Regions from separate parts of the Homo sapiens genome. Here region 2 is linked to region 1. A link is an interaction called in ENCODE POLR2A ChIA-PET data of the cell type or tissue named here. Cell type or tissue: Panc1. All regions are shown on one strand. Links, peaks and the distances in the headings refer to the core of each region. The heading gives the core; the rest is flanking DNA.

The links. Peaks named below come from ENCODE experiments on the same cell type or tissue, not always from the same donor. Only the 100,000 strongest peaks of a DNase experiment are listed, where the experiment ranks them.
Region 2: POLR2A ChIA-PET joins it to region 1 with 11 read pairs; 2 of 35 experiments call an interaction of 5 or more read pairs at or near these places.

The regions. Positions count from the first base shown.
Region 1 is chr1:234,252,842-234,268,726 of GRCh38, reverse strand. The region is part of intron 3 of SLC35F3 (solute carrier family 35 member F3); the gene reads right to left. Among named protein-coding and RNA genes, the nearest start is that of SLC35F3-AS1, 12 kb to the left of the region's middle. In Panc1, for the core only: no CTCF peak of the experiment used is centred there; DNase peaks (open chromatin) are centred at 5,825 and 7,906.
Region 2 is chr1:234,324,300-234,340,184 of GRCh38, reverse strand. It overlaps SLC35F3 (solute carrier family 35 member F3), which reads right to left. Exons shown (of 8, transcript NM_173508.4): 8 at 15,674-15,885. Among named protein-coding and RNA genes, the nearest start is that of MIR4671, 26 kb to the right of the region's middle. RefSeq lists an enhancer at 13,434-13,603. In Panc1, for the core only: no CTCF peak of the experiment used is centred there; no DNase peak of the experiment used is centred there.

The DNA of each region.
Region 1 (15,885 bases), core at 4,642-12,641:
TCAACATGAGATCCCCACGTTGATGTCTCAGTCTTGGGTAGACATGGTAGGGCTGGTAGGAAGTGGTCTAATGACTTCCATTCCTCTGTTGGAACATTTGGGTTGCTTTTGGGTGTTTTGTTATTAAAAACACTGCTGCTGCTATCATTCTTTTTTGTACAGTTTCTTTGGATTCCAATCCATAAAAGCCTAGCATGGAATTGTTAGGTCATAAGTATATAACCATGTGCTTTCTCTCCCTCTCCCCCTCCCTCTCCCTCTCCCTCTCTCCACGGTCTCCTTTCCACGGTCTCCCTCTGATGCCGAGCCAAAGCTGGACGGTACTGCTGCCATCTCGGCTCACTGCAACCTCCCTGCCTGATTCTCCTGACAGCCTGCCGAGTGCGTGCGATTGCAGGCGCGCGCCGCCACGCCTGACTGGTTTTCGTTTTTTTTTGGTGGAGACGGGGTTTCGCTGTGTTGGCCGGGCTGGTCTCCAGCTCCTAATCGCGAGTGATCCGCCAGCCTCGGCCTCCCGAGGTGCCGGGATTGCAGACGGAGTCTGGTTCACTCAGTGCTCAATGTTGCCCAGGCTGGAGTGCAGTGGCGTGATCTCGGCTCGCTACAACCTCCACCTCCCAGCCGCCTGCCTTGGCCTCCCAAAGAGCCGAGATTGCAGCCTCTGCCCGGCCGCCACCCCGTCTGGGAAGTGAGGAGCGTCTCTGCTTGGCCGCCCATCGTCTGGGATGTGAGGAGCCCCTCTGCCTGGCTGCCCAGTCAGGGAAGTGAGGAGCGTCTCTGCCCGGCTGCCATCCCATCTAGGAAGTGAGGAGCGTCTCTGCCCGGCAGCCCATCGTCTGAGATGTGGGGAGCACCTCTGCCCCGCCGCCCTGTCTGGGATGTGAGGAGCGCCTCTGCTGGGCGCAACCCTGTCTGGGAGGTGAGGAGCGTCTCTGCCCGGCCGCCCCATCTGAGAAGTGAGGAAACCCTCTGCCTGGCAACCGCCCCGTCTGAGAAGTGAGGAGCCCCTCCGTCCGGCAGCCACCCCGTCTGGGAAGTGAGGAGCGTCTCCGCCCGGCAGCCGCCCCGTCCGGGAGGGAGGTGGGGGGGTCAGCCCCCCGCCTGGCCAGCCGCCCCATCCAGGAGGTGAGGGGTGCCTCTGCCCGGCCGCCCCTACTGGGAAGTGAGGACCCCTCTGCCCGGCCAGCCGCCCCGTCCGGGAGGGAGGTGGGGGGGTCAGCCCCCCGCCCGGCCAGCCGCCCCATCCGGGAGGTGAGGGGCGCTTCTGCCCGGCCGCCCCTACTGGGAAGTGAGGAGCCCCTCTGCCCGGCCACGACCCCGTCTGGGAGGTGTGCCCAGCGGCTCATTGGGGATGGGCCATGATGACAATGGCGGTTTTGTGGAATAGAAAGGCGGGAAGGGTGGGGAAAAAATTGAGAAATCGGATGGTTGCCGGGTCTGTGTGGATAGAAGTAGACATGGGAGACTTTTCATTTTGTTCTGTACTAAGAAAAATTCTTCTGCCTTGGGATCCTGTTGATCTGTGACCTTATCCCCAACCCTGTGCTCTCTGAAACATGTGTTGTGTCCACTCAGGGTTAAATGGATTAAGGGCGGTGCAAGATGTGCTTTGTTAAACAGATGCTTGAAGGCAGCATGCTCCTTAAGAGTCATCACCACTCCCTAATCTTAAGTACCCAGGGACACAAACACTGCGGAAGGCCGCAGGGTCCTCTGCCTAGGAAAACCAGAGACCTTTGTTCACTTGTTTATCTGCTGACCTTCCCTCCACTATTGTCCTATGACCCTGCCAAATCCCCCTCTGCGAGAAACACCCAAGAATGATCAATAAAAAAAAAAAAAAAAAAAAAAAACCATGTGCTTCATATGGACATTTTGGTCAATGATGGATTGCATATATACCGGTGGTTTCATAAGATGTTAATACCATATTTTACTGGACCTTTTCTATGTTTAGATATGTCTAGATATAAAAATACTTACCATTGTGTTACAGTTGTCTACAGTATTCAGTACCGTAACACGCTGCATAGGTTTGCAGCCTACGAACAATTAGGCTATCCCATTATAGCCTAGGTGTGCAGCAGGCTATACCGTCGAGGCTTGTGTAAGTACACTATATGATGTTCACACAACAACGAAATCCCTAAGGATACATTTCTCAGAATGTATCCCCAATGTTACATGATGGAAGACTGTATGGATATGATGTAAAAGTGTTTTCAAAAGGAATAGTAAATATTTATCCTTCTACTGACAATGAATGTAGGTTCAGAACTTGCACATCCTCACCTCGCCTGATACTGTCTGCTTTGTTAGTTCTGCCATTCTGGTGGGCACAAAAGGCATAAACTGTTAGTTTTAGTTGGAGTTCCAAGACTACTAAATAAGTGGAGCATTTTTTTTTCATGTTTGTTGGCCATTTGTGTCTTTTCTACATGCAGGTCAAAATCTTTTGCCCATTTTCTACTGTATTTTTTTATAATATGCAGAACTTTAAAAAATATTTAAGTTGTTTGAGAAATGGAGTGCTCATTCTACACCAGGCACTACTCTAGGTTGTGGGATACAGCAGTGAATAAAACAAAGTCCCTCTCCTCATGTATCCTAGTACAGAGAGCAAACAAACACATATAGAGTAAATAGTGTGTCAATGCTCCTATGCCTTGTAGAGAAAAACAGAGCTGGGCAGGAGAGAGGGAGTGGGACTGCTGAGCTGTAGGGTCAGGAAAAGCCTGAAGGGGTGATATTTGAGCAAAGGCCTGAACAGAGTAAGAGGGTGAGGCCTGCAGACGTCATGGGAAGAGCCATGGAGGAAGAGCAAACACAAAGGGCAGGGGACCTGAGGAAAGGCTGGAGTGTGGGTGGAGCCTGGGACAGAGACCCAGCTGAGAAGGGAGGAGAAGGATCAGGGCCTCCATCATGTGGGGTACATAGACTCTGGCTTTCATTTTGAGTGATGTGGTGGGGGCACTACAGGGGTTTGAGTAGGGGAGTGACAGGAGGCTTCTGTCTCAAGGACTGTTCTGTGTTGAGAACAGACTGCAGGGAGGTAAGGAAAGAAGAATGGAGAACGCTTGGGAGGCTAACCTTGTGACACAAGGGAGAGAATGATGTCTTCGTCTTGGGGGGACATGGTGGGGCTGGTGAGAAGTGGTCAGTTTCTACATATGTTCTGGAAGTACAGTCAAAAGGGGTCCCTGCTGGCTTGGCTAGGGGCATGAGGGAAAGACAGGCATCAGAAATAATGCTGAGGCTGGATGCAGTGGCTCACACCTATAATCCCAGCATTCAGGGAGGGTGAGGCGGGAGGATCGCTTGAGTCCAGGAGTTGAGGCCAGCCTGTGTAACATAGCAAGACCCCATCTCTACCAAAAAAACAAAAAGAAAAAGAAAAAGAAAAAAAGAAGAAATAATGCTGAGATTTTTGGCCTGTGCAACTGCAAGAATGGTGCTGCTGTAATTCAAGGTGGGGAGGATTGTGAGAGGAATAGAACATGAAGGGTTTGATTTTTCACATGTTATATTTGAGATGTCTACTTGCTATTCGAGGGCAGGTGTTGAACAGGCTGTTGGTTATAGGTCTTGGAATTCATGAAAGAGGTCCAGGCTGAGGGCATGCATCTGGGGGTCATCATCAGGGAGACATGAGACAGGAGGGGCTCACCTAGCGAGCAAGCGTAGACACTGCAGAGGAGAGGACAAAGGACTGAGCGTGGGGCCCTGGACTGTTCAGAGTTCAGGGAGGCCGGAGGAACCAGTAAAGCAGCCTGAGAAGGAACAGCCAGAGAGGAAGGGAGATGACACAAAAAGTTCAGTGTCCCAGGTAAACAATAAGGAGGGTTCAAGTGTTAGCTTAGGTAAAAGGAATACTGGCCAGGTATGGAGGAGCATGCCTGTAGTCCTGGCTACTCAGGAGGCTGATGTGGGAGGATCACTTGAGCCCAGGAGTTTGAAGCCAACCTGTGCAACACAGAAAGACCCCATCTCTACAAAAAATTTAGAAATTAGCAGGCATGATGGTGTGTGCCTGCAGTCCTAGCTACTCAGGAAGCTGATGTTGGAGGATCATTTCCGCCCCAGAGTTTGAGGCTGTAGTAATGATGGAGCTATGATCATGCCACTCCACTCCAGCATGGGTAACAGAGCAAGATCCTCTATCAACGAGATGAAAAAATAAAAACAAAAATTAACAGTAAGATGACAACTAAGAATGGTCACTGGATTTGGCAACATATGACTCTGATAAGAGCTCATCCATAGTGGTGTAGGTTTAAGAGAGAAAGGGAGACAGAGTACAGACTACTCTTCCGGTAAGTTTTGCTGGATTCAGAGAGATAAATAAGGTGGCACCTGGCCAGGTGTACTTTTTAAATTCTTAGAGCTATCATATTATAATGAGCGATGAACATGATCCAGCAGAAGGTGGGAACAACTGCTGGAGTGAGGTCCTTGAACAGACACCAAGTGGAAGGTTCCTTGTGCACACCTGGTGGGTTAGTCTCAGGGTGTGGTGAATGGTATTTGGATATTAATCCTTTTCAGTTATTTGTATTGCTAATATTTCTGTATTGCTAACATTTCCTCCCAATTTATGGCATTTTTTGTTGTTGTTGTTAAGACAGAGTTTTGCTCTGTCGCCCAGGCTGGAGTGTAGTGGTGTGATCTTGGCTCACTGCAACCTCTGCCTCCTGGGTTCAAGTGATTCTCCTGCCTCAGCCTCCTGAGTAGCTGGGATTACAGGTGCCTGCCACTATGCCTGGCTAATTTTTGTATTTTTAGTAGAGACAGGGCTTCACCATGTTGGCCAGGCTGGTCTCGAACTCCTGACCTCAGGTCATCTGCCCGCCTCGGCCTCCCAAATTGCTGGATTACAAGCGTGAGCCACCATGCTGGGCCAGCATCTGGACTCTTAAAAGCTCCCCTGGTGATTCTAATGTCAGCCAGCCTTGAGCACAAGTGTCCTAGCTTTCTCGTGGGTGACACTAGTAAATCTCAAGTGTTGGCTGTCTCTAAGTGCTGCTTCTAGGATGTCACCCTGCCCCAGTGGTTCTTAAACTTCAACTGCATTAGAATTACCCAGAGGATTGGGCCTCATCCCCAGAGTTTCTGTTTCAGGTCTGGGGTGGGACCTGAGACCACAATTCCAGCAAGCTCCTGGGTGGTACTCATGTTCTTGCTCCAGGGATCACATTTTGAGAACCTCCCAGCCTTAAATCAAGGCTCAAAATGCTGTTGCATACTCTCCCGAGTCAACAAAGCCCATAAATATAGACGCAAGCAAGATGAATTTTACCTAAGATTTCACAAGGGAGGTGGAACAGAGGGTTTATTTTGCATACTAAATAATAATTTTAATAAGAGTTAAAATTCTCATCAGAAATTCCTGTACTCCTTTAACATTCTTTTAGCTCTCTTTAAAATTTTTGTTCTTTTAAAATTCATATCTCTTTTAAGTTCCCCATCCTAAATAGAACCTAAATATGCCTTAACTCCTAGTCCCCAACTCCCAGATTTTTCTCATCATGCTTCTGTTAGTCTCTCCCTTTCTCAAACAGAGCTTCTCAGTTTTGGCCCCTGCAGGTAGCACCCGGACCAGGATTAGCAGGATCAGTCATCTGAGGTACATAGCAACTCCTTTTTTTTCACCAGCAGTCTTGTATGTGACTTATGTGTGTGATCCCATCAGCAGGGTACCCATATGCAAAGCCACATGATCACTGGCATATCTGCTCCGGATACAAACTGTAGCCCAGAACTGTGGCAACCTGGGAATGTAAGCAGCTTGCTCTTGTTCCAAGGCCAAGTCCATTAGTCAAAGGGCTGTTTGCCTAATAGAGACTCAGCTCTGTGTTAGAATACAAACAGTCCTGTTTTCCCAAAGCTAGCTGAATTCCAATAACCCGCACCTTGGGGCTGGAAAGGAGAAGTGGGGAACAGAGCCTGTGACTTGGTGGTGCAGAGGGTCTCACCACCTGCCCTCAGACCACAACCGGAACCGCATTCTGTACCAGTGCCTGAAGCTGTTGCAGCTTGCAGCTTACCTGCAGGATCCAGGCTGATAGTATGGGCACCAGAGAGGCTTCATTTGGCATACTCAGGTCCTAATTCTGCCAAAGTCAAATGCCAGCGGCCCTCCGGAGGACCAGGAAGGGAGTAATAAAAACAGCTTACCTAGAAGGAAGTGGAACTGTTTCTTTCTCCTGTAAGAAGAGCCAGATCCTAAAGCAGCCACTGCAACCACCACTCCCAGGACAGACACCACCATTCCTGAGTGCCAACCACATGCCAGGCACTGGAGAGGGCTTTCATTAATGCATGTATTCTCAAAGTATTTCTTATAGTCATATCAAACAAGCTTGTTACATCAGTCTATTAACCCTATCTCACAGGTGAGAAAACAGAGGCTCACAAGAAGAAATATCTCGCCTAAATGCACAGCAAGCAAGTCAGTGCCACAGCAGGGCTCTCCCCCTGCTAGTCCAACGTTATCCTTCTCACTGATAATTACTAGCACATTGCTTCACACTCTTTCTCCCTTTCCTAAAGTAACTCCCTCCCCTTTGTAGCACATTATAGAATGCCTTGAAAGTTGAGGTTTTCTTAGTCATCACTTTACCCTCCAGCATTTAATATGGAGCATGGCACATTGTAAGTGCTCAGTAAATATTTGTTGAGATGAACACCAACAGCTTCCTACCCAACCAGGCAACTGTCCTGGGGTGAGCCTTAGAGGCTGGGGAGATGTCAATACTGTGGAGATAGAAAGGTGAAGGATTTCTCATCTGCAAACCCAAGTTTGAGTCTCTGCCCTGCTGTTCACTGGCTGTACGACACTAGTTAAGCCCTTTCATTTTTCTCACTCACCTTATCCATGCATATCCTTAGCGGGTGCAATAGTGTTTCTAAATAATAACACCTCACTCCTACCAGCATGATCACTATGGGAATCCCAGGCTTGTCACACCGCTTTTGTCAGAGGCATTTGAACAAGAGTGACTCCATTTTGAATAGAGTGTGGGTAAAATGAGACCTGCTGGGCTGCATCCCCAGGAGGTTAGGCATTCTTAGTCACAGGATGAGATAGGCACAAGATACAGGTCACAAAGACCCTGCTGATAAAACAGGATGTAATAAAGAAGCCGGCCAAAACCCGCCAAAACCAAGATGGTGACAAAAGTGACAGCTGATCATCCTCACTGCTCATTATACACTAATTATAAGTCATTAGCATGCCAAAAGACACTCCCACCAGCACCATTACCATTTACAAATGCCACGGCAACATCCAGAAGTTATTCTATATGGATATAGGATAACTATATCAGTTATAGATCCAGGAATTCCCTCAGTTCCAGGAATTCCCTGCCCCTTTCCCAGAAAACTCAAATAAACCACCCCTTGTTTACCATATGATCAAGAAACAACCAGCAGCCCTTAGGGCTTCTCTGCCTATGGAGTGGCCGTTCTTTTATTCCTTTACTTTCTTAATAAACTTGCTTTCACTTTATTCTGTAAACTCACCTCTAATTCTTTCTTGCATGAGATCCAAGAACCCTTTCTTGGGGTCTGGATCAGGACTCCTTTCTGGTAACACTTTCTCGGGAGGTAGCCTGGATGGGTTGCCACCAACAAGCCCCACTTAGCATTGTGTTAGCCAAAATTTTACTTAATACAATTATTTTCATTTTTAAGGGAAAAAGAATTTCGGTCCTTAAACTCTTCCATTTTTCTAGGTTTGGCTTCATGTGAAGCAGAAAACATAAGTTGCTCATACCTGTTTTGATGTTTAACTATTTCCCTCTCATGGGAACTCTGTGTATACTTGGAGGTTACAATCGAGGGAGGCGAACACAGGAAGTCCGTGCAGTAAAGTGTCTTGTTCTTGCTGTTGGGTAACTTTGGTGGAGGAAATGGAGGGAGACGTGAGGCACTTATGTATGCGGAGTTTCTCCCGGTGCCATGTGCTTAATCAGGAAATGACTCACCTGAGCCTCATACTAACCTGACTACATTAAGATCGTTTGTTATCCCCCTTCTATAGATGAAAAAGATGAGGCTCTGCAAAGTTAAGCAGGCTGTCCATAGTATTAAGATAACTGAATTTCATATCCCAAGTCCTGACCCCAGAATGTTACCCCTCAGCCTAGGCTAGTCTTACCGTTCAAAACTCAAAGAAGGAGGACCCAGTATGGAAGACCATGATCTCCGTCCAGAGGGCTCTCTGGGATCCTGAGCAGAACTCATATAGAGAAACCCCAAGCTCCCCAGGTGACTTCTGCCTTAATTCCAGATGGCCATCGCTGAATTCTTTTCTGAACTACAATGTGAAATTTCACTTCTTTGGTCTAAACAAGTAGTTTTTTCTCTTTTTTTTAAGTGAGAACATAATGAAGTAGAAGAGAAGGGCATATTTTTGCTTTTGGGTCCATATGGCAGCCTTTCACGAAGTGCAGAATGTCTAGAGGCTGAGCCTTGGGATCAGCATTTAACCAGCTTCCTGGGTGATTCTTCTACACACTAAACCCTGAAAACTGTTTTGAGACATAGTAACCAGTACTAAGGAGTGTGATGTACAGAAAAGAGAATATTCACTTATCATGCCAACTGATTTCAAGTAGATGGAAGCTTCAAAAGATTTAAAAACCTATTCATTTTTTTTGCCGTAGAAGTTAAACACCCTTTCCCCACCTGTCCTACCCTATCCATTTGCTTAGCAAACTTCTTGTTCAGGAGTAGCTCAGAAAACTACGAGGGGCAGTTTAATCTCTATCAAAATTAACTCTTAATGAAAGGGGTCTGAATGAATTTGATTTTATTATATTGAAGCTGTGATTATACTCTTTAAGGAAGAGCATCAAAACAAAGATATCACTGAATATAGTGATATCTATAGCTCATGGATCTATAGATATAGTGATATCTGTAGATAGGCAACCACCAGAAAACAAAAACAGTCCACTAGAGAAATTACCCTGTCCCTGCCTAAACAATGGTGTGAGTGTAAATCAGGAGATAAATTATTATTATTATTATTATCATTATTATTATTTGAGATGGAGTCTCGCTTTGTCACCCAGGCCGGAGTGCAGCGGCACGATCTCCGCTCACTGCAACCTCTGCCTCCTGGGTTCAAGCAATTTTCCTGTCTCAGCCTCCCGAGTAGCTGGGACTACAGGTACGCACACCACCATGCCTGGCTAATAAGATGGCTTCTTTATGTTTGAGCAACCCTGCCCCAGAGGAACTGGAGGACCCCTCAGGCTGCATCTGGAGAAGCATCCTGGAACTTTCTACTTAGCAGCTCAGTTATGTGTGTGGCCGTCTGGATTGAATAAAAACCCTATTTCTTTCTTATTATTGTTGATTTCAATTAGCTAATGGGAGGTGGGAAGCTGTTAGCTTGCTGTCAAATGATAGTGATAGGTTTTCGTTTAAGGCTTATGCAATATACTGGAGGAAGAAGTAGAATGTACGAATAGAAGGTCTTTTAAAGTGAAGATTTAACACAATAGGAATAAGAATCTTCCAGGGAGAAGGAGTTTTAGAGGTCATCTTGTCCAACAGGAAAATGCTACAGATCTCTATTTTTTGGTTTGAAGGTCTGAAGACAGCTATTAGGCTCTCCCAAAGTCTTACTTCATCCAGGATTAATATTCCCACTGCTCTCAACCATTCTTCATAAGAAGTGGTTTTTACTCTCCCCTTTCCCCGAATACCCCATATACCTTCCTCTGGATTCAATAACTTATCAACACCTTTCTAAGAGGGTGGAGCTCAGAACAGGACATACTATTCCAAGTGTTTGCATCAGTGTAGAACACAGCATGACTTTTATTTCCACTAGTTGGATGGTGTACCTTAATTAACCCAGACAGAATGACATTAGCTTCTTTTGTTGTTATCTGATACTGTTGGCTTGTACTGACCCAGACATGATCTGAAACTGAAATGCCTTTGCAAAACTAGGACAGTAAGAGAAATCTGAGAGAAATCTGACATAGCTGACTCCATCTTGCTTCTAACCTCACAACCTCTTGCTCATTCCTGGGCATAGGCCAAGATAGCTATGGGAAGAATTTAGTTTATAGTTTAACCTTAAAGCAAGGATGATAATAGCCTCTTTCCAAAACTATTCGCTCCTTGTTCAGGATGGAACTGCCTTTGTAAAACTAATGAAAGGTCACAAGATTAGAATTATGGGAGGGGCCTGAATTCCACTAAGACCTAGGCATAGTTAAATGATAACTAGTCATTGTTTACTGCTCAGGAGTCATGTAGGGATAGTCACAATATTTGTAACTTCTCTAATTGCTCCCACAGGTAATATCATTATCGTAAAACCTAAGATTGGTGTTTGAGGTATTTTTCAGACTTTTCCAATTTGTTCACTGAGGGAGTCCACCTGGACCTGTGACTCATATTGAGGAACTAATTCAACCAGTCCTGTGAACTCCCGCCCAGGAACTGACTCAGTGCAAGAAGACAGCTTTGACCCCCCATTATGATTTCATCCTTAACTCAACAAATCAGCATTCCCCATTCCCTAAACCCTTGCCCACCAAACTATTCTTGAAGATAGCCTCCAAGCTTTCGGGGAGGCTGACTTGAGTAATTAACTCCCCTTCTTCCACTTGGTGAACCATATGATTATTAAACACTTTCTCTACTGCAATACCACCATCTCAGTGAATTGGCTTTATCTGTACAGTGGGCAAGAACTGCAGGCGATTACACTGTCAGGTGATTACAAAACCAAGGGTTTCCTGTAAGCACTACAGACAAGCCACAGGTCCAACCTACACTGGACATTTATACTTAAATAGGTAATGCATATACCTATCAAATGCAATTACCTATAAAAGGAATGCTTGTTAAATCTCCCCTTCCTGGCTTAGGCTGATCATTTCAACCTTGTCAATATGTTTTTAAATCTCAATACGGCCATCCACTGTATTAGCTATTAGTTTTGCTTGATTTTATGTAACCATTTGATTTTTAAAATGCATCCTCTTTCTTGAACGCACTTTTACAACTTTCTTATTGCAGTCTCTGTAGTTACGAAGTTGTATAGAAAAGCAAAATTCACCCTAACATAAAATTATTCCCTAATGAACCAGCTATAATGCAATATAGAAGTACTTCCAACTCAAATATCTTTCCCTTTTCAACACTGGCATCTATGTCCATCCTTTGATTCAAATCCTTGTCCATCTTCTTTTGCTGTGTGCAAATACATGGCAATTTGTTACAAAGCAAATGGCAAATCTTAAAAAGACAAAATCAAATCAGTAATCTATGGCAGTGATGTTAAGAGAACAACTCAAATCATACAAAAAAACCACTGACCAACTAGAAACAGCAGATTTAGGAGAATTAACAACTAAAGAAGAGAAATTCAACAAGGATAATAACTTCAAAGAGGGTTTAAAAGAGAATGACTTGAATATTAAAGGATTTAGAGGAGACTGGAAAAATTGACAAAGTACTTGAATATTTATGTAAAAATCATTTTCTTCAGGATCATGGAGTAAAAGTCAAGCATAAGGTGACAGACAATATGTTGCACTATTATAGTTTGGTCATAAAATTATATCCCCAACCTACTTATCTCAGTTTAAAAAATTAACCTCATTAAAGTATAATTTACATACAATAAAATGCACCCGTTTTAAGTTGTAAGTATCCATGTGTTTTGATAAATTTTTATTACCATGAAACTATTATTGTATCAACTGAAGAGTGACAAGGTTCATAAATTTAGAAAGGAGAGCTTTCTCATAAACAGTTGCAGCCTGAAGCGTGGCCACTGGGACAGGCTGAGAAGCGTAGCCTCTGGCCAGGAAGCTGGGAGCAAGCACTTCAAGGGTCAGAAGAATAAGACAGGGATTTATGCTGGATGGGGTGGCCAAATATACATATTCAATAAGCAATAGGAGCAGTCACGAATATTTACAAAAGGAGAAACGTGCACATGCACAATTGAGCTTCATGCTCCTTTGTGGGTCCCATGTTAGACAAATGGTGGCATTAGCATAATCTGATGGTGGAGTTTTTGGTTCTCTGACATCAAAAGGTGAAGCAGAGGATACAAAAACCCTCATGCACATCATTCATAGACTGGCCAGAACCACTCCGTGGTCAGTGAAGGAATGCTGGTTGGTTGTTTTGTCAAACCACAAAAGAGAGGAGGAGTCATGAGGCTGTGAAATCACTGATGAAGTCTTTTGAAAGGGCTGGTTTCTGGCAAGCCCTTAGGCAAAAGAGCCTAACGACAGTTAGCAAAGGAGAGGATATAAGGAGGTTTGTCCTACCATCCCATCATAGCTGAAAATTCAGCTTCCAAGCTTCTTCTGGGGTCCTCTTGGCCAAGAGGAGGTCTGTTCAATCATTCAGGGGAGCTTCGAATTTTATTTCTATTTCTCAGCCACAGTCAAGATATAGAATATTTCCATCACTCCCAAAATTTACTTAATTCACTTTTTATTAATTCTAATAATTCATCATTGCATTGGTAAACTATATTTTGAAAATGCTTTTCACCATTTTTAGATTCATTTTTCAAAAGTTCCAATCAAATGTTTTTTCCACTCTTATGACATTAAAATTATGAATAGACTTTATTTTTCAGAGCAGTTTTAGGTTTACAGAAAAAATGAGCAGAAACTAGAGGGAGTTCTCATATACTCCCTCCTCCCCATTATTAATATCTTGCATTGATGTACATTTGTTATGATTGATGAACCAGTCATGATTTTTTATTATTAACTAAAGCCTGTAGTTTAAATTAGGGCTTACTCTTTGTGTTGTACAGTTTTGGATTTGTAGGGTTTTTGGTTTGTTTTTGTTTTAAATAAATGCATAATGTTATGTATCTACCATTACAGTATCATACAGAATTATTTCACTGCTCTAAGTGTTTTAATCCCCCAAGCTCCACTGATTCATCCCTTCATCCCCAACCCTTCCAGGGTTCAAATCATCACTGATTTTTATTGTCTTTATAATTTTGCCTTTTGCAGAATGTTACATAGCTGGAATCAAACAGTCTATAGCCTTTTCAGACTGGCTTCTTTCACTTAGTAATATGCATTTAAGGTTGTTCAATGTCTTCCAAGGGACATCTTGGTTCTTCCAATTTTTGGCAATTATGAATAAAGCTGCTATAAATATCTGTGTGCAGGTTTTTGTGTGGATATAAGTTTTCAGCTCATTTGGGTAAACACCAAAAAGCACAATTGCTGGATCTTTTATACAGGTATGTTTAGTTCTGTAAGAAAACACCAAGCTGTTTTCTAAAGTGGCTGTGCTATTTTGCATTTCCCCAGCAATGAATAAGAAGAGTTCCTATTGCTCCACATTCTCAGCAATATTTGGTGTTGTCAGTGTTCTAGATCTTGGCTATTTTAATAGGTGTGTAGTGGTATCTCATTGTTGTTTTAAACTGCAATTCTCTGATGACATGACATTATTTTTTCATATACTAATTTGCTGTCTGTATATCATCTTTGGTGAGGTATCTTTTTTGATCTTTTGCCTACTTTTGAGTTGGGTTTTCATGTAGTTTAGTTTTAAGGGTTCTCTGTACGTTTTAGATATCAGTCTTTCATCAGATGTTTTGTAAATATTTTCTCCCAGTTGGTGGCTAATTTTTTGATGTTCTTAACAATCTCTTTCACAGAGCAGACATTTTTAATTAACAATGACATTTAAAAATAAATTACGCAAAACAAATTATCTTGTAATAACAAAGACCTTGGTCATATCTGTACAACTTAGTTACTAACAAAAGTACTAAATAAGTCAGGATCAGTGGTGAACATCTGGATGTCTCCCTCCAGATTGGCAATGATGAACTAAAACATGTTGACAAAGATTTCTCAGCTGATTTGGCATATTTTTATAAAGAAATTATGCTTGCTTCTAGCAACACCTTTGTTTATTAAGTGCTTACAAACTGGTTAATAATTTATTCGTGAACTTTACAGAGAGTGAGTGGTATGCCTGTTTGGTTAAGAGAATTTTTTCTCACCATTTAGAAAACTGAGAAATGATCTTCCAAAATAATTCCTTTTCTTTATAGTATCTTTTACAATCCTGTTTGCAAGCCTTTTTATTACCCTGGGATAGAATTAACTTGGGCCTAAAGACTTGAAGATTTTTTAAAGTGGCTAAGTGTGTTTATATCTTGTCTCCTTTCTTAGATTTTACCTCCTTCTTCATAACGTTTGTGCTTCATTGTCCTTACCCTATTTAAAGATTATTATTCTTGGATGGGAGAAGATGGTGACATTTCTCTCCGATGGTTTGACACCAAAAAAGTAAAACCCACATCTGCACCATTGGTGACCTCTGGAAAGAAGAGGCCCAATGCCTGGTGGGAGCCTTCTTGGTTGACTTGTTAGGTCTGATGTAACTGCTTGAGGCTGAAATGAGTTCCAGATGGGTTGGGTTTTGAGAATAGAGAAGAGTGTGAACACTACTAAGGATATAGAAAGCCAGTGCATAGGGAAGTTTTGAAGAAGCCAAAGGCATAAAAAAATGAACCAGCCCACAGACAAGCCAAATATGGCACTCTTAGATCATTAAGCCAAAGGAAAACCAAGGCCAGTCTTCATGGAAGTCAATGAATCCAGAGAGTCACAAGCGAGAGAATAATTTTTCCCACATGGGAGGGCAGCCTTTGCCTGGTTTTGGACATGGATGAAGTTCAGAGTCCCAAGTACAAGCAGGACTTAAAGGATCCCCATGTGAGAGGCAGTAGGGTCATAATAGGGAAGTGGTTCTCCTTTCTGTCTGTCACCAGCTAGCATCCTGCCATCTCACTCTACCCCTCACAGTGACATTGACCTTCCTTGTTATATACTCCCTCACAATGACTGAAAAAAAATGTCCTTGCCCTTGACATTGTTCAAGGCTTATTTCATCTGGAGGCTGCTCTTGACCTTATTTGGCATTCAGCCTTGGGTATGTGCCTCTCTGTCCATTTTCTATACATGCTTTTAAAAACTGAGCTCATCAGAGAACACCCTGGATGGTCATACTGACGCTCTTGGTTCTTATTTTTTTGGAACTGCCCCCACTCTTTCTAGTTGTTGCTGTTTTTTTTAAATTATATACTTCTTTTTGACAACATAATGCATTTAACCATTTGCCCTCTTCCCATCCTACTAACAGGAAACCACTGTTTTTAGTTTTCTTGTTTATCCTTCTAGAGGTTTTAAATGAATATTCAAGCCATACAAATATCTATTCTCCTTTTTTTTTTTAAATTCAAATGGTTGCTTTTTCACTGAACAATATTTCTTAGAGATCTTTCCTTATTGCATAAACACTAGCCCTTTTATTTACAGGTGAACAGCATTCTGTTTTTTTTTTAATTATTATTATTTTTTTTGAGATGAAGTTTTTTTGCTCTTGTTGCCCAGGCTGGAGTGCGGTGGCGCCATTTTGGCTTACTGCAACCTCTGCCTCCCGGGTTCAAGTGATCCTCCTGCCTCAGCCTCCTGAGTAGCTGGGATTACAGGTGTGCCCCACTATGCCCAGTTAATTTTTGTATTTTTAGTAGAGACAGGGTTTCATCATATTGGCCAGGCTGGTCTCGAACTCCTGACCTCAGGTGATCCACCCGCCTTGGCCTCCCAAAGTGCTGGGATTACAGGCGTGAGCCACTGCGCCTGGCCAGCTGAACAGCATTCTACCAAAGGTTGTATACCACAATCTCTTTAGCCAGTTCCTGATTGTTGAATATTTTAGGTTGTTTCTAATCTTTAGCTAATTACAAACAATGCTGTAATGATATCATGTTCAAACTTTATCGTCCATGCTTGCTTGTACATCCTCTAATGTAAATTCCTAGGAGTAAAGCTACCAGGTCAAAGCAGA
Region 2 (15,885 bases), core at 3,043-11,042, 73 kb before region 1:
TGACATCATCTGAGATTCCATTGCCAAATCCAAGGTCATGAAGATTTACTTCTTTCTTCTAAGAGTTTTAAGGTTTTTGTTCACATGTGTAGGGTTTTCTCTTGAGCTGTTTTGAATTAAATTTTTTATATGGCATAAGGTAGGGTTTGAACTGCCTTCCTTAATGCATATGAAAATCCAGTTGTCCTAATACAATTTGTCTGAGAGACTGCTTTTTTGCCATTGAGTGGGCTTGGCACCCTTGCCAAAAATTAATCAACCATAGTTGTATAGGCTTATTTCTGGCTCTCAATTGTATTCCATTGGTTTATCTGTTTATCTGTATGCCAGTACCACACTGTTTTGATTACTATAGCTTTGTATTAAACTTTGAAATCTGAAATTGTGAATCCTTTTACTTTGTTCTTGTTTTTCAAGATTGTTTTGGCTATTTGGGCCTCTTGTAGTCCAATGTGAATTTGAGGATCAGCTTTTCCACTGCTACAGAAAAGGCTGTTGACATTTTACTAGGGATTCAATTGAATCTGTAGATTGCATTGCATAATGCTGACATCTTAACAATATTAAGTCTTCCTAAGCATAAACATTGGACATCTTTCTATTTATTTAGTTCTCCTGTGATTTCTTTCAGCAATGTTTTGTAGTTTTCATTGTGCAAGTCCTTCACTACCTTGGTTAAATTTATTCCTAGGTATTTTATTCTTTCAGATGGCTATTGTAAATGGAATTGCCTTCTCAATTTCCAGTTTGGATTGTTCACTGAAGGTGTATGGAAATATAATTTATTTTTGTGTCTTGATCTTGTATTTTGAAGACTTTCTGAATTAGTAATTCTTATTATTGAATCAGTAATTCTCTAATTTCAATTGTATTTTTTTCTTTGACTCATTGGTTGTTTAAATGTGTGTTGTTTAATTTCCACAAATTTGTGAATTTTCCAGTTTTCCTTCTGTTATTGATTTCTAGTTTCATTCCATTGTGGTTGGAAAGAATAGTTTGGATAATTTCAATCTTTTAAAATTTATTGAAACTTGTTTTGTGGCCTACTATATGGTCTACCCTGGAGAGTGTTTCACAAGCATGTTAGAATAATATGTATTCTGCTATTGTTGGGTGGAATGTTTTAATATATTTGTTAGGTCTAGTTGGTGAATAGTGTTATTCAAGTCTTCTATATTTTTATTGATCTTCTGCCTAGATGTTCTATGTATCATTGAAGATGATGTATTGAAGTCTACTACTATTATTGTAGTATTCTTGTATGTATATTTATTTCTTCAATTCCATGAATATTTGCTTCAAATGTTTTTGGGGACATATTGTTTGGTGTATATATCTTTATAATTGTTATACTTTCTTGATGAATTAACCTTTCTATCAATATATATTGTCCTTCTTTGTCTCTTCTAACATTTTTTTACTTAAAAGACTATTTTGTCTGATAGTATAGCCACCCTAGCTTTCTTTTGACTACTCTTTGTATGGAATATTTTTTCCCATTTTTTTAACTTTCAATCTATTTGTGTTTGGTGATCTAAAGTGAGTCTCTTGTAGACAGATAGATGGATCACAGGTTTTTTTAAATCAAAAAATTCATTCTGTGAATTTGCCTCTTTTTTTCTTTTTTGGAGAGCTTAATCTGTTTACATTTAAAGTAATTACTGGCTAGGAAGTACTTGTTTCTGGCTGGGTGTGGTGGCTCACGCCTGTAATCCCAGCACTTTGAGAGGCCAAGGTGGGCGGATCACTTGAGCTCAGGAGTTCAAGACCAGACTGAGCAATATGGCAAAACTCCATCTCTACCAAAAATTACAAAAATTAGCCTGGCACTGGTGGCAGGTGCCTGTAGTCCCAGCTACTTGGGAGGCTAAGGCACAAGAATCACTTGAACCTGGGAGGTGGAGGTTGCAGTGAGCAGAGATAGTGCCACTGCACTTCAGCCTGGGTGACAGAGACTCTGTCTCAAAAAAAAAAAAAAAAAAAGGAAAAAAAAAAGAGGAAGCACTTGTTTCTGCCGTTTTGTTGTTTTCTCTATGTCCTCCACCGTTTTGTTTGCTGTTTTATTTCTTTCAGCACTGAATTCTATTTTATTGAGTTGATTTTTTTTATAGTAAACCATTTTTATTCCCTTATTTTCTTTTGTACATATTCTATATTTTCTTTGTTTACCATGGATATTACATTTAACATCATAAATTTATAAAAATATATTTTGAATTGATATCAACTTAACTTCAGATAGCATACTCAAACTCTCCTTCGTATAATTCCACCTTCCCCCTCTTTCTTACTTTTTTCTTTTTTTCCTTTTCTTCCATAACCAATAGACCACCAGGGTATCCTCCTCTATATTTTATTTTATTTTTTTGGTCTCAACTTGTATCTTTACACATTGTGTGTCCAATAGCATAAATTTATAATTTTTATGTATTTGTCTTTCAAATCATGTAGAAAATAGAAAGTGAAGTTACAAGCCAAAAATACAATGATTGCTTTTATATTTGCCTATGTATTTATCCTTATCAGAGATCTTTATTTCTTCATATGCCTTCAAGTTATTGTCTAGCATGTTTCCATTTCAACCTGAAGAAGTCCATTTAGCATTTCTCGCAGGGCAGGTGTACAGGTAACAAACTATCTCAGCATTTGTTTAGCTAGGAATGTCTTAATTTCTCCCTCATTTTAAGGGAGGAATTTTTGATTTTTGTCATCCCACTGTCTTCTAGCCTCCACTGTTTCTGATGAGAAATCAGCTGTTATGTTATTGAGAATTCTTTGTATGTGACATGTCATTTCTCTCTTGTCTCTTTCAAGATTCTCTTTATCATTTGCTCTTGACAGCTGATTATAATGTTTGTCAGTGTGGGTCTCTTTAAGTTTATTGTACTTGAAGTTCATTAACTGCTTTGGATTTTAGATTCTTGTCTTCAAATCTGGGGAGTTTTCAGTCATAATTTCTTTAAAGAATATTTATAGCTGCTGCTATCTCTTTTTCTTTTGATTCCCACTATGTGTATTTTTGTCTACTTGATGGCATCCCACAGGTCCCTTAGACTACGTTAATTTTTCTTTAATCTTTTTTCTTTCTGCTCCTCAAACTTGACAATTCAATTGTCCTATCTTCATGTTTGCTGATGCCTCTGCTTAAATCTGCTGCCGAACTCCTCTAGTAAAATTTTCTTTTTAGTGATTATACTTTTCAGCTTCAGAATTTCAGTTCTTTCCTCTTTATAATTTACATCTTTTTATTGATATTCACATTTTGTTCATACACAGTGTTACTGACTTAGTTTTCTGTGTTTTCCTTTAGCTTATTGAGCATCCTTAACACAGTTGTTCTGAAGTTTTTATTTAGTAAGTAGGATGTTCGGAGTTTCTTGAGGACAGTTTTTGTTGATTTATTTTGTTTCTTTTGAATTGGTCATATCTTTCTTGTTCTTGTGATTTTTTTTTTCAAAAAGTGGACATTTGTGTATCATAATGTATAACTCCAGAAATCAGACTGTCTCCCTTCCCCAGGGTTTTCTGTGTTTTTCCTCTGTTTGTTTTTGATTGTTGAAAGCTGTAGTAGTCTATTTATCTAGTGACTTTCCCAAAATACTATTGCAAACACTATATTCCTTGTCATGTGTGGTCACTGAAGTCTCTGTTCCTTAGCTTGTGTTCAACTAGTTTTTTGACAGAGATTTTTTTGGATCCATTAAAAAAAAATTTTTGACAGCTAAACACAAAAACAACGAATAAAACAAACATTCAAAAAGCAAGAGAGAGAACAATACCTCTTATAGTCTTCGCAGATTGGATCTGTGCCAGTGCCCTCCTTCAACATTTAGCTAAGCTTGCACTGAGCTCAGAGCTCAGCCCTAGGTTGAAGTTTAGGGCCTTAGTGAGAAGACCCAATGTTAAAGTATAGGGCTTTTATGAGCATGTGTTCTGTTGTAGGCTTGCACGTGGCTTTCTAAATTCCCTAGTATACATGGCTGGTTTTGAATATTCTACATTCCCAACAAAACTCAGCCCAGCTTTTGCTTTAGGCAATGTGATATATGTTTACTCTCTAATCTTTTGTGCCATACAGTCAGATGTATGTTTCAACTATAATTTTTTGTCCCAGGTTGTTAGTTCATTCTTCAGTGTTTTTGGTAATGCTCATCACTCTTTTAGCCTGAGTTCTGAGTTAAGAAAAACAGAGATGAGTGCCTTCCATCATTCTTTTACATAGTCCCCAGGCAAGTTAAAATGGATATATACAATAATTAGTGAATAAGGTCTACTCTGCTCTCTCTGGAGTCAGGGACCAGGGTTTCTCTGCAGGAACAAAGGATGCTGCTCCTTTAAGTACTGCTATGCTGGGGAGGGCGTTGGAAAAGGGTAAGTAAAATTATCATAAAACTTTCCTGCCATTTTGAAATGCCTTTTTCTTTATTCAGTGCTCACTTGGTTGCTGAAAACTTTTGACTGTTTTCCAGAGTTCTGACAAAGTTGGTGTCAACAGTTCCTTCTTGTTTTTCTACATTTCTTTTGAGGAATGAAATGCCTAATTCACCATTTTGCAGATGGCAGTCTAGTGCATGCTTCTTGAAAGCTGTATTCTGTGATTTTTAAATTTTCACCTCTAGCATTATGCTTAACACAAGAAAAGGGCTAAATAAACATTGAATAAACATGTCAATCTTGGTGAGCATCTCGGCTTACAGCAGTGGATGGGTGAGTGTCCAAGGCCTTTATTCTGCTGTCTGAGAACCCCAAAGCTCTGGAAGGACCTGACCTTTCTGAGTGGTGAAGAATGCTGGGGGCTGGGGTGCAGACCAAATGGTGCAAGTAGGGGTGGGAGTGCAGGCAGGATGGCTGAGCAGAAGAGCCACAAATGCTCAAAGCCAGAAAGTTGAGTATAGACATGGTATGTTGTATTCTATTTGTGATTATTCATTTTTAAATGGTTCATGATGATGTGTGAATGTAGGTAACCCAGTCAGCCATAATCTACATTCAGACTTCAGGATGGCTTAAGCAGCACTGTAAGTGATAGAAGTAGCTTTTGTGGAACAATCCATTTTTTATTCTTTGCATGAATAAGGTATACAATTGCCAAGCCCAACAGTCTACCCACGGGGTCAACAAACCTTGTCCCATGGCCTACTTGTCCCTGTAGCCTACTAGAAGTTTTTAATAAATAAGTTTAATTGGAACATAGCCACTCTCCTCCATTTGTGTAGTTGTCTTGTCTTTGGTGACTTTTGCACTACAACAGCAGAGCTGAATAATTGTGACAGAAACTGCATGGTTTGCAAAGCCTAAAATATTTACTCTCCGGTCCTTTACAGAAAAAAATTTGTGACTCCTCCTCTATAGCATGATACTTCTAGGACAGTTGGCGGGACATAAATAGCATCCTTGCCTCACCCTTTTCTTCTCTTGAGTTTTAGAAACTATTTCTCCATTGCTATCTTGCTTTTTATGTTGCTATTGGGCTAGCAAATGCCAACCTGATTTTTTTCTTTTTTTTTTTTTTTTAACTTTTTAAGTGGCTTGATCTTTGATGGAGTCTGAGAGAAAATTTTTCCCATTTCTTAAAATCTAATGGTTTTACTAGGAGTATATTTTGGGTTTGACCATTCTGGTTCAGTTTTCTCAGTCATATTTTCAATCTTTCCTATATATTTTCTATATAGACTCAGGTCTTCTTTTTTTCACACATTTTTTTGGGATTACTAATTTAAATACGATGCTCCATTGCTTTGTTTTCCTTGTAGGGGACTTCAAAGTTTTATCTGTTGAAAATGTTGGATTTTCTTTGCTAAAGTTAAACAGCTAAAGACTTTTTTTCTTTTTGCTCCTTTTTATCATCTATTTATTTTAATTCTCTTGATTTTTCTCATTCTTCTACTTAAATTTCTATAATTTCAGTCAAAGCAGTTATCCCTAGGTACTTTACAAAGTCCACATTTCTGAGATGATCTTGTTTTTCCTTCAATTTATTTCCTGAGTTTGGTGAACTCTTATACACATTGCTCCACTTTTTTGTCTGTTTCACTTTTGAATTTTAAATTTCCAATTTAAAGTGTTCTTTGTTTTATACTTGCAAATGCTTAATGTTCAAGAAAATTTACTTCATGTGGTGGATCAAGAACCAGGGGAGGAAAATTAGAGTTACTCAGGGCAGGAGTGGTTGAAGTTGCCTTGGCCTAGGATGGCTAATAAAGATTTTGCCAAGACTCAACATTGAATCCAATGCAGAGGGCTTTTAGCTCTCAATAGACTTGCCCTAAAGGCTTGCGCACAGACAGTTTAAGAGTCAGAGCTTGGGTTGTGCAGGGAATTTTTTTTTTTTTTTGATAGAGCTTTGGTGTCTTTATTGGGGAAATAATTGAATTGACTCAGAGATATTGAAGGAAATTTAACAAAAAAGGCCTTTCCCAGAATCTGAGTTTTTGGTTACATCAGGGGCCAAGACATATCCCTCTATTTCACGAAGGATTTTTTTTTTTTTTTTTTTTTTTTTTTCCGAGATAGAGTCTCACTCTGTCACCCAGGCTGGAGTGCAGTGGTACAATCTCAGGTTACTGCAACTTCCACCTCCTGGACTCCAGTGATCCTCCCATCTTAGCCTTTTGAATAGCTGGGACCACAGGGGCATACCACCACACCCACCTAATTTTTGTATTTTTTGTAGAGACGGGGTTTCACAATGTTGCCCAGGCTGGTCTCGAACTCCTGGGCTCAAGTGATCCACCCACCTTGGCCTCCCAAAGTGCTAGGATTACAGGCGTGAGCCACCGTGCCCATCTAGGAAGGACCATTTTATATTCAGTCTTTCCTGGGCCCCTAGTGCAAACTCAAACACCAAACAGGCCCCTTGCAATATTCAACATAGACAACAGGTGTGACAAGGATTTCCATAGAAAATGGGGAAACTGAACCCATGTGCTGGTTTCTGGAAGTCTGAGGATACAGAGCTCACATTAAATAGGACCATCTCTATTCTTGGCCTGGTTTCTGGAAGTCTGAGGATACAGAGTTCACATTAAAAAGGACCATCTCTATTCTTGGCCGTTTGATAACACTTTCATGAATCTTAGTATTTTGGGGCAAAATACTAGGATCATTCTGGATGTGATAGGTAACCTGAATCATGATTTGACAGGATCCTGGGAGGATTCTATGATGGTTGATCATGGGCCATGGCTGATACCTAAGCAGCTCACTTTTCACTGTCAGGGAGAGTTGACAGGACTACAACTCTGTTACAAATTATGTTTAATTATTTTGAAAGTTTAAAAAAGTCAATAAACATTTATATTTTACTGTTTGTATGGGATTCTGCTGTGTGCCTAGGGAAATAGAATAAGAAGCACAAAGCAAGATTTTCTTTTCCTTTCAAGGATATTTACATCTAGAAGGGGAGGTAAGTCTTCACTCTAGTGTAAGGCAGAAGAGACAGAGAAATTGTGGCAGTGGGGAGTGTCACCAAGTAGGAATATTAATTCTTGTGGGGAGAATGAGGAAGTTTCATTAAGGAGGAAACATGTATAGTAGATATTTCAGGACATGTAGGGTTTGGTTAGGCAGAAAGAGAGGGAAGGGGAGGAAGGATCCCATGTGGAATAAACCATGTTACCAGGACAAGAGAGGATAGGATATATTAGAGAAATAGTGAACAGTCCTATGTGGTTGGAGGGCAGGAGACAGTGGTAGTTGCAGTGACACATGAGTTGGAAAGGTCACCAACTGCCAAATTATGGAGGGCCTTGAGTCCAGGGTAGGGAATGAAGGTTTATTTAATAAAGTACAGGAAGCTACTCAAGATCTTTGCATAAGAAAGTGAAGCAATCCCAGCTCAACAGGGTGTAGAGAATGATCAGGAGACTGACTATGCCCTAGGTGGTGTGTCCTGGGGTATAAAGTAGGGTGGTGGTAGAGGAGAGGCTTCTAGAGATGCTTTGCAGTTATAATGAAACTGCCTTGGAGTGTATGGCACAGTGATTGCTAGTGTAGGAGTAAGGAAGAAGTTAAAGACCAGTATTAAGATTTTATGCTTGGGAAAATAAGATAATCATGATGCCAATTCACATCAATAGGTTAAGAAGGAGGAATAGGTTTTTGAGTGAGATAATTGTGTGTTTAGTTTTGGACATGTTAAGATGGAGGGGTTGCTAGGATACATTGGGAGGAATGTCTGGAAGATAGTGAAAAACTCAGATTTGAAGTTTGGCAGAGAAGATTTGAAAGTGATTTTCAAAGAGGTAAAAATTAAAGACACAAAACTGCATGAAAATGAGGGTGAATGTGGCCTTGGATGGAAAGGGATGGACACCCCCATGTGATGGGAGTAGACAAAGGAGAGACTGGGAGAGGGGGAAACAGGGAGAGTGGGAGAGATATTGTAGAATGAGAACCAGAGAAATACAGCCACAACCCTGGCTGACACGCTCTTGCTCAAGCTTGGCAGCCCTGCCGTGATGATGATGCTGGTGATGATGATGTAAATGCTATCACTGATTGAGCAACTACTTATGTCTAGAGATTGTGCTAAGCTTCTATATGTATGACTTTGTTTTACTTTGACAACCTTGTATGGCAGAGTTGATTATTAGCCTCATATTACAGGTGAGAAAACTGAGACTCAGAGATGTCAAGTGACTTGACCAAGGAGATAAAACTATAAATGGTAGAGCTGGGCTTTGAATCCAGTTCTATCTGCTTGCAAATTTCATTTTATTAACCATTGCACTGTTCTGTCATACCACTGCACCTGAATCTGGAGAGATTTCTATTTTTAAGAATTTGAAAACAAAGATTATCAACTAAGGAAAAGAGACTAACTTCTAGAAACACATAGATGATAAAGTGGGCATCAGTGTGTGCTGAATTCATCCAGGTGTGAGATCAAATGATATATTTTTGGTGTGAAAATTCATTCTAAATGAAAAGACTATGCACTGTTCTCTTTCTCTTTCTTTCTCAGAGTTTCACTCTGTTGCCAGGCTAGAGTGCAGTGGCACAATCTTAGCTCACTGCAGCCTCAATCTCCTGGACCTTCCTTGGCCTCCCAAAGTGTTGGGATTACAGGCATGAGCCATGTGCCTGGCCAAACCTCCATTTCTGATTGTTCAGGGAGTGAGGGTGGCTGCGTACATTATTTGTCGACCTAGGATTTAGAAATATGGACAAGTGTGCATGACCCACAGTGAACGCTTCAGAGGATGAGAGGTGAGTCATTGAGTCCATGGGGAGCTGACGGGACTTTGTCTGGCTGTGTGAAAGCACTTTCTCTCAGCTAAAAAGGAAATTAAATGCTATCAGAAAATTGAGATAAAATTTAGATAAAAGTAACCCATAGAACCTGTGATGTAATAATGGCCTTGGGACAGTCAAATCTGGGGGGGCAGTTAAATGTCCAAATGTACTTTGGACTTTAAGGTGGTGCTAGTGGTAAGATTTGAATTTTTTAAATTAAGCTTTGGAGAAAAACACCATGGTCAACCTAAGAGGTAACTCTTGGCGGGGCGCCGTGGCTCACGCCTGTAATCCCAGCACTTTGGGAGGCCGAGGCGGGCGGATCATGAGGTCAGGAGATCAAGACCATCCTGGCTAACACGGTGAAACCCTGTCTCTACTAAAAATACAAAAAATTAGCCGGGTGTTGTGGCGGGCACCTGTAGTCCCACCTACTCTGGAGGCTGAGGGAGGAGAATGGCGTGAACCCAGGAGGCAGAGCTTGCAGTGAGCCGAGATTGTGCCACTGCACTCCAGCCTGGGCGACAGAGCGAGTCTCCGTCTCAGAAAAAAAAAAAAAAAAAAAAAAGAGGAAGAGGTAACTCTTGCAATAGGGGAATGAAGAAAGTCGCCAGATTGCACCTTGATGATTATATGTCTGTTTCTAAATGATATCATTTAAAAGAGGTAGTGATTATTGTATGGTGATTAGTTTACAGGGATCATTTATTTAAACAAATAGCAATAGTCTAATTGGTGGGAAAGAGATACTAATCAAAAACAACACAGTAAATGTGGCAAACGCACACACATACGCACACATGGTATCTTTGAGGAAATTCAACATACGGGACAGGACCATACAGCAAGCTACCGACACTGCACACATAATTGCAAAATCCTAAAAAGGTGCTAGACTCTCAGCCTCCCCACAAGGAAGACATGCCGGAAATTCAATTTTTCACCATGTGAATGAAAGCAGATAACAGAGGGAAAGCAGGAGCACTGGGGGAATAGCTATATCTAGTTGGTGTGACAGGGTTTACAGTTCCCATCAATGAAGATGCCAAAAGAGAGTGGTCTGAGGACAAAATAAAATTAGTTTAAAAAGTTATACTCTAATCCTTGATAAACAGGTATAAATTAAAAAAAGAGCACCACTGTGATGCACGGATAGGTTTTCTTTTATTTATTTATTTATTGAGACGGGGTTTCACCATGCTGCCCAGGCTGGTCTTGAACTCGAGCTCAAGTGATCCACCCACCTCTGCCTCCCAAATTGTTGGGATTACAGGCATGAGCCACTGCATCCAGCTGGGTTTCTTTTTTTATTTTACTTTGTTTTATTTTTTTTGAGACAGGGTCTCACTCTGTCACCCAGACTGGAGTGCAGTGGCATGATCTTGGCTCACTGCAACCTCTGCCTCCCGAGTTCAAACGATTCTCCTGTCTCAGCCTCCCGAGTAGCTGGGATTACAGGCACCCACCACCATACCTGGCTAATTTTTGTATTTTTAGTAAAGACGGAGTTTCACCATGTTGGCCGGGCTGGTCTCGAACTCCTAGCCTCAAATGATCCACCTGCCTCGGCCTCCCAAAGTTCTGGGATTATAGGTGTGAGCCACTGCGCCCGACCGGGTTTCTTTTTTTAACCCCCATATGGTCCCACTCTTGCTGTGTGGAGACTGGCCTGGAAGTTTAAACAAACCCTCAGGGTTCAAACACTTCCCAGTCTGAGCAGCAGTGATGTGAGCCACCTCCTCGTCTTGCTTCTCTGGCTCGCCACTGCAAAGCTGCACGTTGAAGATGGGAGAGGTGCAGGGAGGAGGAGTGTGGGTCCCTGAGTCATGTCTCAGCCAGTGTTCTCTGGTGCGGCCTTCCATCCCCATTCCCACTTCCGTGGGCGGGTAGGAAGAGGGTCTTAGAAACAGCGGTTCCAGTGGCTGTCTCTCCCTAGCCTCTGAGATCCCCCTATGACATGCATACCACAAATTCTGAACAAATTAAAAGGCTTAGGTGGCCAAATGCTCTTCTATTCCCAATAAGAAATAAACTCCGGGGATTTCTGGAATTTCCTTCTGGAGGTTTGTAATTTCCTCTAATGTTTTTCTTCTGGCAAGAGCCTCTCCTTAGTGTCTTTTCTGTGGGGATAGAAGAGCAGGTGTAGAGCTAAGCAGGTGTGTACACTTAGCTTCCCACGGGCATTCCCTGCCCTTACCTCTCTCCCAGAGAGCGTGCCTGAGAGCCCCCTCAAGGCCTTCTCAGAGGGATCGCCCCCCTGTCATATCCTCACAGGCTACTGCTACCCCTCCTGCAGTTACAATGACAACTACTAGATTGTGTGTTTATAGGTATTTCTCAATATTCTACAGGAAGCATGTACCTTTTTCAGTAAGAGACAGAAAAAAAGGCTTGAGCTAAAACTTTTAACACATTAAGTTGTCTTTACATTAAATCTCATTTCCTATAATTCTAGTAACTCCAAAGTTTTTGATAATTTGGAGGAAATTTACCAGCTGGTTTACCACTATTTTAACTTAAGAAAAAGATGTTCTCAAGAATTTGGCAATGCTGAGTGCACAAAAATATATGGAAGAGACAATATTATTTTTTAAAAAATTATTTTAAAATATTTTAAGAGCACTGAGGAGCTTTTAAGCTCTCCTTATGTATATATCATTGATGCATTTCTTATAAGCTATTCTTACCCATTCTTTAAAGCAGTTTGACCTAGGAGTCCTGCTAGGCCATAATAAGCCCAGTTTCAAGAAGTGTACCAGAAAGTTAAAACACACAAACAAACCTCAAATAAACAAATGCTCAGCTTTTCTTTGAACATCCCAGTTCTCTCACATATATTGTTCAGAGTTCTTGGACTCAATCGACAGAAATGGTGTCCTGCTGTCTTCGACAAAAGAGAATTGATTGGAAGGCCTGTTGGGACTTTGTGAGTCCAAAGGATCTGTTTGCAAAAGGGCCGGAACCATGGACCTTTATGGTGGGAAGAGGCCAGAGGCCCCGCAGGGCCCTCAGGAGCTGGCCAGTCAGCACCACCTTCTCGGCTGTTCTTTGGGGTCTGGCATCTTGCTTCAGAGCCAAGTCCAGTTCACACCCTCCTCGCCTCTCCTGTGCTGTGGGAGGATCCGAAATGGAGATTCTGTTCCCTTCAGCTTCCACAGCAAGAGCAAGGTGCTATTTCAAAGAGGGATCAGGCGCTGGGCAGTCAAGAACACAAACAACCCAACAAATGTCCTCTGTGCTTATGAGATTTCCATAAAGAAATTTTAAATCATTTTGTGGAGGTTGGGCTCGATGGCTCACACCTGTGATCCCAGAGCTTTGGGAGGCCAAGGAGGAAGATCACTTGAGTGCAGGAGTTTGAGACCAGCCTGGGCGACATAGCAAGACCTTGTCTCTAAAAAAATAAAAAAATTAGCCAGGTGTGGTGGCGCATGCCTATGGTTCCAGCTACTTGGGAGGCTGAGGGAGGCAGATTGCCTGAGCCCAGGAGGTTGAGGCTGCAGCAAGCCGAGATAGTGCCACTGCACTCCAGCCTGGGCGACAGTGAGACCCTATCTCTTAAAAAAAAAAAAATCAGCTTGTGGGGCAACCATTTATTAATTAAACTGCTTTATTGAGATATAATTCACACATCATAAAATTCACTCATCTAATTATGCAGTGTATTGAGTTTTAGTATATTCACAGAATGGTGCAACCACCACCACATTCTAATTTTAGGACAAACCATTTGTTTTCAAAATTGAAGATAAAGAATTCCATGTTATGCAACCTTGGCTAGATTTAGAAACACATCTGTTCTATGGGGTAGTAAGTCTCTGGCCATGAATTCCTCCTGCCTAACTCTATCCTTGAAGGCTCAAGAGGAGCAGGAGCTCAGGGTCTGTACGGCAGGTGTGGGTTCTTAGGGACGGCTCTGACTTGGTGTGGCAAGGCGGCCAGCAGGTCACTTCATGCCCTCTAGCTCCAAACGATCACATTCTGAAAGAAAGGAGAGAGCAGAGATTTCCCAGAGCTTTTTGCCTCTTTCATCAGCAGCAGACGGAAGTCCTGGTCTCCTCTCTTGTACCCTCCGTCTTGGCTTCACTTTTCCTCTTTAAAGGAGCCCAGAGAAACATTCTTTAATTGCTACCCAGACCCGCCTCTAGAGGGCAGACAATTCCCCAGCTGAGCGGGGACACAGACTGCATCTCAGAGCCGCCCCGCTGTTCCATCCGCAGGAACTCTTTTCTAGGATTTTCTGCTTTTGGGTCCCTCCTAGGTTTGCCGCAGCGCATCCCCGTGCTGGCCACCTTCTGGCGCGGTGGGGAGTGGAGGTGTTGTGGTTGTGGCTGTTTTCTTTCTGGAAAGAAATCTCTCAACCTACCCCTCCCGCAACCCCAACTCAGGTTTAGAATGTATCGAAAGGACCGCAAGAGAGTTCTAACCATTTTATTTCATACACGTTACCCTTCATAGTCCCTTTAAAAATTTCGATAAAATGCGCGTGCCATAAAATTTACCATTTAAACTATTTTTAAGCGTACAGTTCTGTGGCATTAAGTACGTTCACATTGTTCAACAATCGCTACCAGGTTTTTTTCATCTTTGCAAACTGAAACTATATGCCCACTAAACAATAACTCTCCATTTCCCCTCTCCCCAGCCACTGGCAACCAGCATTCTACTTCTGTCTCTATGAGTTTGACTACTCCAGGAACCTCATATAAGTGGAATCAGACAGCATTTGTCCTTTTGTGACTGGCTTATGTCACCCAGCAGTGTCTTCAAGATTCAACATATTGTAGCATGTGTCAGAATTCTTTCCCCCTTCCCCCTCCATCCTCCATCCTCCATCCTCCATCCTCCTCCTGCTCCTTCCTCTTCCTCTTCTTCTTCTTCTTCTTTCTTCTTCCTCTTCCTCTTCCTCTTCCTCTTCTTCTTCTTCTTCTTCTTCTTCTTCTTCTTCTTCTTCTTCTTCTTCTTCTTCTTCCTCTTCTTCTTCTTTCTTCTTCCTCTTTTCCTCTTTTTTTTGAGACAGGGTCTTGCCTTGTTGCCCAGGCTGGAGTGCACTCGTGTGATCATAGCTCATTGCAGACTAGAACGCTTGGGCTCAAAGGATCCTCTTGCCTCCCGAATAACCAGGGGTACAGGCATGCACCACCATGCGTAGCTAATTTTTGAATTTTTATTTTTGTAAAGAGAGGGACTCACTATGTTGCTCATGCTTGTCTGGAACTCTTGGCTTCAAGGGACCCTCCTGCCTCCACCTCCCAAAGTGCTGGGATTATGGGTGTGAGCCACTACACCTGGCTCAGATTTTCTTTCTTTTTAAAGTGGAATAATATTCCACTGTATGGCCATGCCACATTTTTTTCATCCATTCTTCTGTCAATGGGCACTTGGGCCGCTTCCACTTTTGGTTGTGAATAGTGTTGCCACGAATGTGGGTGTGCACATATCCCTTTGAGTCCATGTTCTCAACTCTTTTGGGTTTTCATGGTCATTTTTGCCCAATGGGAGAATAAGATGAATCTACCCTAAGGCAGGGCTTCCCCACTTTTTCGTGTCCTGGCTTACAAAGGAAATATCTGTTTGTCTCCCTGGGATTTGGAGCCTCAACAGGGTAGTGGAGGTAACTAGCCCAGCATCCTGCTGCCCCAGCTGCCCCCTCCCAGACATGCCTGGACACATGGGGTAGGGGAGCTCTCTGCTCTGGATAACGAGATTCTCCAGGTTTAGAGCCCATGTGTCAAGTGGTACGTGTGGTGCATGGAGTGTAGACGCTCTAGGTGTGGGTGATGGGATGAGGTGTACTAAAAAGGCTCTTGTTTCCCCTTGGCTCACACCCCTTCCTAGAGTACTTGGCCCTCTGTAGCCCTAGAATGAGACCCACTGGCTCTCATAGCCCCTGGCATAGCAGCTGCTTGGAACAGCTGCATAATGTTACTGAAGTGGAGCAATCAAATTATTGAAAATGCCAGCATTAAGTTAGGATGCCCAAGGCAGGCAGGCGGCTGTGGGGGCTGAGCTGGAAGACTGGGTAGATTTATGGACTGGGGCTGCCGCTCTAGGTGGCACTTAGAGACCAGTGTAAACTGAGCTGCGGATCCCGTTCAGAAGAAAAAGTGAGAAGGAAGCCACAGGCAGGGCTGAGCGGAGGGCAGGTGCCTTGAGGGAGAGGGAGAGGAACAGGGGAAAAGTGGAGGAGGGAGAGGCTGCCCCAGGACTTAGAGCTTCTGTGAGGCTTTGGGGATGCTTCTGCATTTCACTTTTGCAAAAGTCAATTCTATCGATATTACAGTCTCCTTCCCTTGAGACAGATGGGCTGGCTTACCCACCCTGAAGGTTCTTGGGGGCAAGTGCAATTGAGGAAAAGCCAGAATGTGGTGAGGACTGCTTCAGGACTGGTGCAGTGGGAAAGTAACAGAATGGCCATGGAGACAGCACTGAACGCTTCTTTTTCAAATATTTTATTAATCTGTTTGGCCAAACAGGTAATGGAAACTGAGAATAATAATTTGCTAAAAAGTTCAGGTCATGAATGCCCCTTTCCCCCAGGAAACAGAAGACTCCATGGTTACAGAATGCACCATTGGGTTATGACAACGTTTCAAAATAATGTTTCCATTTCATATGTAACAATGTAAACTTCAAAAATAGTAAACT